2 separate regions of the Homo sapiens genome follow, and region 1 is linked to region 2. Evidence: chromatin loops called from intact Hi-C (ENCODE). Cell type or tissue: dorsolateral prefrontal cortex. All regions are shown on one strand. Links, peaks and the distances in the headings refer to the core of each region. The heading gives the core; the rest is flanking DNA.

The links. Hi-C counts contacts between places; a loop is a spot of excess contacts. Peaks named below come from ENCODE experiments on the same cell type or tissue, not always from the same donor. Only the 100,000 strongest peaks of a DNase experiment are listed, where the experiment ranks them.
Region 1: it touches region 2 in a loop (7-fold over the local background); 11 of 110 quality-filtered maps call a loop at or near these places.

What each region holds. Positions count from the first base shown.
Region 1 is chr5:62,142,460-62,145,375 of GRCh38, forward strand. No RefSeq gene overlaps it. Among named protein-coding and RNA genes, the nearest start is that of KIF2A, 160 kb to the right of the region's middle. In dorsolateral prefrontal cortex, for the core only: a CTCF peak has its summit at 1,339 (motif pointing left); a DNase peak (open chromatin) is centred at 2,102; H3K4me3 peaks cover 1,186 bases; H3K27ac peaks cover 717 bases.
Region 2 is chr5:61,940,125-61,943,040 of GRCh38, forward strand. No RefSeq gene overlaps it. Among named protein-coding and RNA genes, the nearest start is that of LINC03123, 210 kb to the left of the region's middle. In dorsolateral prefrontal cortex, for the core only: a CTCF peak has its summit at 1,746; no DNase peak of the experiment used is centred there.

The sequences.
Region 1 (2,916 bases), core at 250-2,749, 200 kb after region 2:
TTTCTGTCCCCTAACCAGTGCTCCATACTGGCTTCAGCCATGAGGCCGCTATGGCTCTACAGTTGTTTGCAAAGAGTTGCTGGACTACTGCCCCACAAAGACAATGGGTTTTGATTCGTTGTTTTTCAGTTGTTTGTTTCTGTATTTTGGCTAGCCATAAGGCTGATTCGTATATTTACCAACATTAAGATCTGGATTGAATTTCCACCTCCATCCTCACTCAGTCTTTCAGCATTTCAATATGCCCACGTGTGCTGGCCACCTTTCAGGTGAGAGCCTATCTGTTAAGTACAAACCTTTCTGACTTTCAAGCCAGATTCTCGTTCAAGTTTTTTGCAGGCTGAAAATGGTAATTAAAATATGAGTTAGGGGAAAGAATGGGAAGAAGGCAGGCTGCTCAGGATTTGCATTTTGCCCATCTCCCTTTAGTGTCAAATACTATACATTTACAAACCTCTTCTGTCTGTCTGGATGAGGAGGGAAAGAGCAGCTATACATTACCAACCTGGACCAATTAAGAGTAGCACAGAAGTAAACTGCTGGGCAGATGAGAACAGCTGGGCCGAACATAATGTACTTCCTTTCTCACCTTGTGTGGGTTGCCCTTCCGGGGTCCTTGTATTTCAGGAATGGTGGAGTCCCGCATGTTGATCCCTACTTGGTTGCTAGCACAGCCAGCCAGTTTTTAATGGGGAAAGACGCAAGAGGGACTCACAACTATTTCAGCCTTTTCCTCAAAGTGAACATTCTTTTTTTTCTTTCCTTCTGCATTATTGTGCCACGGTACTTTAAACTTTTCCCATCATTAAGCCTTCTGAGTGAAATTTTGAACTGATTAATGTGGCATTTTCCACTAAACTGTTTCAGGAAATGTTGCACCTTACCAGTGGGATGCTTTTGAATAATGTAATCTCCTTAGTATAATTAAAACTAAGTTCTGAAGTTACTACCTTTTCTCCCTGGAGGCACTCATCAAAATGTCAAGTGTTCCTTCTAGTAGAACTGCAAACCCATAGTACAAACAAATATATTACCCACTGCTCCTCGCTAGCAAGAGGCCCTTGCTGGATTTTTTTTTTTTTTTTTTTTTTTGTCACTTCATTTCGAACCTGTGCAAGCAGCATAAGAAATATGATCACCAAAAGCCACTGGACCCTCGTACCCTGAGCCGTGTTCTATACCAGCTGCCTGGTTTGCATTTACTAATATTCCTTTTGAATACTTGTCTTCAACAGATGAACTTTTTGTTGTCGCGTTGTTATTTATGCATAGAAAACAGCGTGGATCTAAAAGTCATTTGTTCTCCTAGAGCTTTCTATTTAGTTTAAAAGGAAAAAAAAAAAAAAATCAGGAATGCAACGCCCTCTTCTGGCTGAGAAGCATTTAGATAACTATGCAGACCTGAGCGGCATTTTGACCAAGTTTTTAAAGACTGCTTGGTATATAGTGAGTGATAAATGAATAATCGGCATTATTGTCAAAGTTTGCAACATTATTCCCCCTCGGGACAGGACAAGGTCTGGCCTCAGAGGGCCAGTCCCAGCTGCCCAGCTTTTAGGAGCTCTGGAGGAATTAAGTGAGTGGACCATTCCCCAGCTAAGCAGAAAGGTGATAAGAAACGGTATCAAGAGTCCCGTCCCTCTCTGGAACAAACATTCAATCCAAGACAAGGGTAAGTTCATTCTAAAGGCTTAGGAGATTTGTTTTTGAGTAGATGTCAGAGAAAGCCTATATTCCTTGCTAATTACTGGCTTTCTCTAGAAAAATCAGAAAGGGTATCAAAGGTTTCCAAATGCAAGCCTATTATTTTCTTATGAATGTAACCACCCTAATTATTTTGCTTTCCCGAGATCATATTAGAGTCTACCCTGGAACCTACATCTGCCTTTGAGGAGCCCTATCCCCAAATAAGGTGGCCCTGCCAGTCTCCATCTGGGAAGGAGGTGGAAGGAAGTGACAAAGGAAAGCGCAGGCATTTGGAGACAGAAGGAGCCCAGCAGGACTTTGAAAGAAAAATATTCAGTGCTGGAACATGCTTCTTACCAAGTAATGTTTTCACTCTCTAGAAAACATGCTTCTTTCCAGTCTGAAGGCCAGGCTGGCTGCCACTTCTCTCCGCCTGCCAACTAGTCATTAGCAAACAATGAGCAACCCAGTGACTACAAAAGAAAAAGGAAATAGGCATGCAGCAGCACAAGGTAATGACTGCTGAGTGTCTGGAGGATAAAGTATCCAAGTATCAGGCTGGAGGCTGCCCTCTTCATGGGGAGCTTCAGGATGAGGGAAAAAGGGAGGTGGGGCACAGCTGAGGAATACAGTCTGCGGCTGGCTAGGGAGGAGCCTCGAGATGGGTATACTTGGGGAGGCTTGGGACACATTCACCCAGGGATGTGTGCAGCTGAGGGCGTGCACAGCTGTGGTCATGGCTGGCACAGGATATTTCCTCTACCTAGCCCATGGTGGGAATGTTTGGAGTGAATAATTCAAGAAAGTCATTTCCAGAACACCCAAGTTGAAGGTCTTTGAGTGACAAGTATCAGAAACTCTCTTTAACTTGAGCAAAAACAGGAATTTATCAGAAAGAATCCTGAAGTGCCTCATAGAACCAAAGGACAGGAATTATGCAGGGGCTGGGCTGCTTGTGTATCTGGAGTCAGGAACTAAAAAGCAGTTAAGAAACCAGCCCTTACTGCCTGCCTCACCCCCATCCTCCAGCGCCACATGGTTTCTCGACTCTCTCCTTGCACTGTTCCACTTTTGTGTCCTCACTCTAGCATCTGCTTAATGTTTATATGATCAAACATGGTGGCCACAGCCCCAGAGTTTAATTGTCCTCAGTTCAAATATGGCATAAAACTGAATAAACTATTCATTCCAATTCCAAATTTCCAAGAGAGACCATTTGCTCCACACTAT
Region 2 (2,916 bases), core at 312-2,811:
GGATTCATTCAATTAGAGTCAAGAACACTGTGTTTCTCCTTTGGGAATTTCTCTGGCAGCCCCAGTGACAAAGCAAAGGGAGCAATGGGTGAGATGAAATTCCTTCTTTTGCTAAACCACAAGGGCCCTAGCTTGCCATTTCACAAGGCATTGCCTTTTCCACTCATCAGAGTAAGGCAACAGCCCCCAGAGCAATCTTGTAATTATACACAGCTTTGCTCTTACAAGGTGATATGCAGATTGAGCTCATTTATCAACTCTTCACTTATCAAGGATGATTATTTTAAAGACAGTAAAATTTGCTGCCTTTTAAAAACATGGGGGATAGTTTCTCCACTGATAGTTTCTTCTGAATAAAATTATATTGGAATATACAACTCAGCCTCTAGGCAGAAATAAGTGCTTTTCACCAGCTCTGTCTTTGTCATCCTGGAGCACAGCTATCATTTGTTTTTAGTGTGTTCTTGTAGATGAGCCACCCCTGCTCATCATTTCAGCACTGGAATCCTTTGGAATGTTCAATCTCCTGAATTTCAAATGCACTGGAAAGCCCACTGCTCATCTCCTTACAGGGAAAGTGAAGCCAAAAACAATGTATCTGCATGGAGCTGTAGAGATTATGGGCTTCCAGATGTATGTGGACTCCTGATGCCTCAGTTCCTCCACAGCTCTCGCCTATGCCCCTGCCTCTTTCAGATGGACTGCAAACTAAAGCCCCTCCTGTCAGACCTGGGACCTAGGCTCAGCCATGGCTGCTGGCTTCCAATATTGGCCTCCTATGGGGCCCTCTTTTGCAGAACAGCTCAAAATAATGCAGTGTTCCCAAGGAGCTCTGGGTTCCTGGCATGCTCTGGACTCCTGGTTGCTCACCTTCTACCCCTACCTACCACACTGGTACAGCACCAGCAACAGGCTTCAGGTTGAGGCCTTCTTCTTAGTTTTGACAATTCCCCATCACTGATGCCCCTGTAAGATGAGACAATTATTGAACCCCCCATTGGCAGGAAACTGGGATGCTGTGTCATCCTCCTGCCAGTCTTCAGGGCTGGGGTCCTGCCACTTAAATACAGATTCTCTAGAGAACAATAGCCCACCCTCTTGGCTACTGAACCTCAATTGCCATAAGAGGAAAAATAGCACACACTAGACCCTGAGCTAAGCTGGGATTTGTTCTCTTATAGCAGAGAGTCTCATACATGTTGGCTTTAATCTTCAACCTCTTAAAAACATAAATTGCAGTCAAGTGATATCGTATATTTATTTAATTTAGATAATTCAAGTATGCATCCTCTCTCAAAAATTAAAAAATATAAAATATTTCTCACATATGATTTTATATACTTTATTTAATCTATATATTTTGTTTACTCTCTATATTATACATTTATAAATATATATTATGATACAATGCAAATCCCAGGCACAGGGCCAATCACTGATAAATAGCAGGCGATCTCTTTGGACTGTCAAACCAGCCATGTCAGAACCGCACTCCACTTCGTTAGCCTGAACCACCAGGCAAATGGGTCCCCAAGTCCCTGCTCAGCCCTCTTCCTACCAAATGCCTAATACTAAGGATGCATGATGCCTGAGTTGCCAGAAGCTTTGTCAGCTGACAGTATACCAACAGGGCCATCATCTTATTCATAACACCGAGTACAGTGAAGCACACTTAGAGCAGCTGGTTTGGACACCACTTGTTTGTACTGGCCCTGGAAAGAGAGAAATATTTAGCATTTTGCCACTAACCACAAAGAGGCACTATTTGAATACTATACTTGGGAAAGGAAGAATATTCATGACTGTCATTTTCCACCCCTTTCTGGATTCTCATCCCAGCTGTACCTATAACTAATTCTCAGGAGCTAGAGCAAATCATCTAACTCTTCCAGGCCTAGGTTTCCTTATCTGCATAATAAGATGGTTGAGCCACTTGTTCTTTCTTGTTCCTTCCAACTCTGACGTTTTGTAGTTTCTTACACACTCACACAAACACACACACACACACACAAAGATTTTTCCCATCAGACACCTGGTTCCTGTAGTTTCCCTAAAGTAGAGCTTGAAACTTGCTAAAGAGCCCCAGAGCATGACTTGATGGAATGTCTTCCAGCCCAGACTTGGTGGTTTGTCCACATCAGAGCCTTAGGTGTTATCTGATATGTACCTGTGAAATCAGGGGGCTTCCTCACTGTAGGGAGATCCTGCCCAGGATGAAAGCTATGGTGGTCACATTGGGGAAGATGACCTCTTTCCTGTCAAGGGCAATGGCATGGTTATTATTAATATCTTTCTTTAATTTGTTTCACATCTTTTTGCACAAAGCCAAAATAAAGAAGGAAGGGAGGAAGGGAGAGAGGAAGGAAGGGAAAGGAAAGGAAGGGAAGGGAAGGGGAGGGAAGGCGAGGAAAGGGGAGGGGAGGGGAGGGGAGGGAAGGGGAGGGGAGGGGAGGGAAGGGGAGGGAAGGGGAGGGGAGGGGAGGGGAGGGGAGGGGAGGGAGAAGGAAGGGTGGACAAGCAGGCCCAAAAGAAGAGTAAATCTTATTGAAAGTCAATTTGAATTTCTTTCTGGGTATAAGACAGCTTCACAAATGGAAAAATTATTATCTATGAGTACAACTTTTCCACTTTAAGAGAGTCAGACAACTTAAGGCCAGAGACTCTGCACAGCAAACAGCTCCTGCATCCAGGCTTTCTGTCCCAGTAACTCCTATCCAGGTGATTTGAATGAATCTGAAGGCAAAATTTGATTGGATCATTTACTTGCTTTTCTGCATCCAAGCCACTCTGGTACTTCTCCAACTTCTCTGAACTAATGCATCTCATCAAGCCGACTTGATGTGCTGCTCTGCCCAGCCTTCAGCAGAACATCTCCTGGGACTATCTAAAAGCAGATTACCCTCTTGCTCCTTTTGA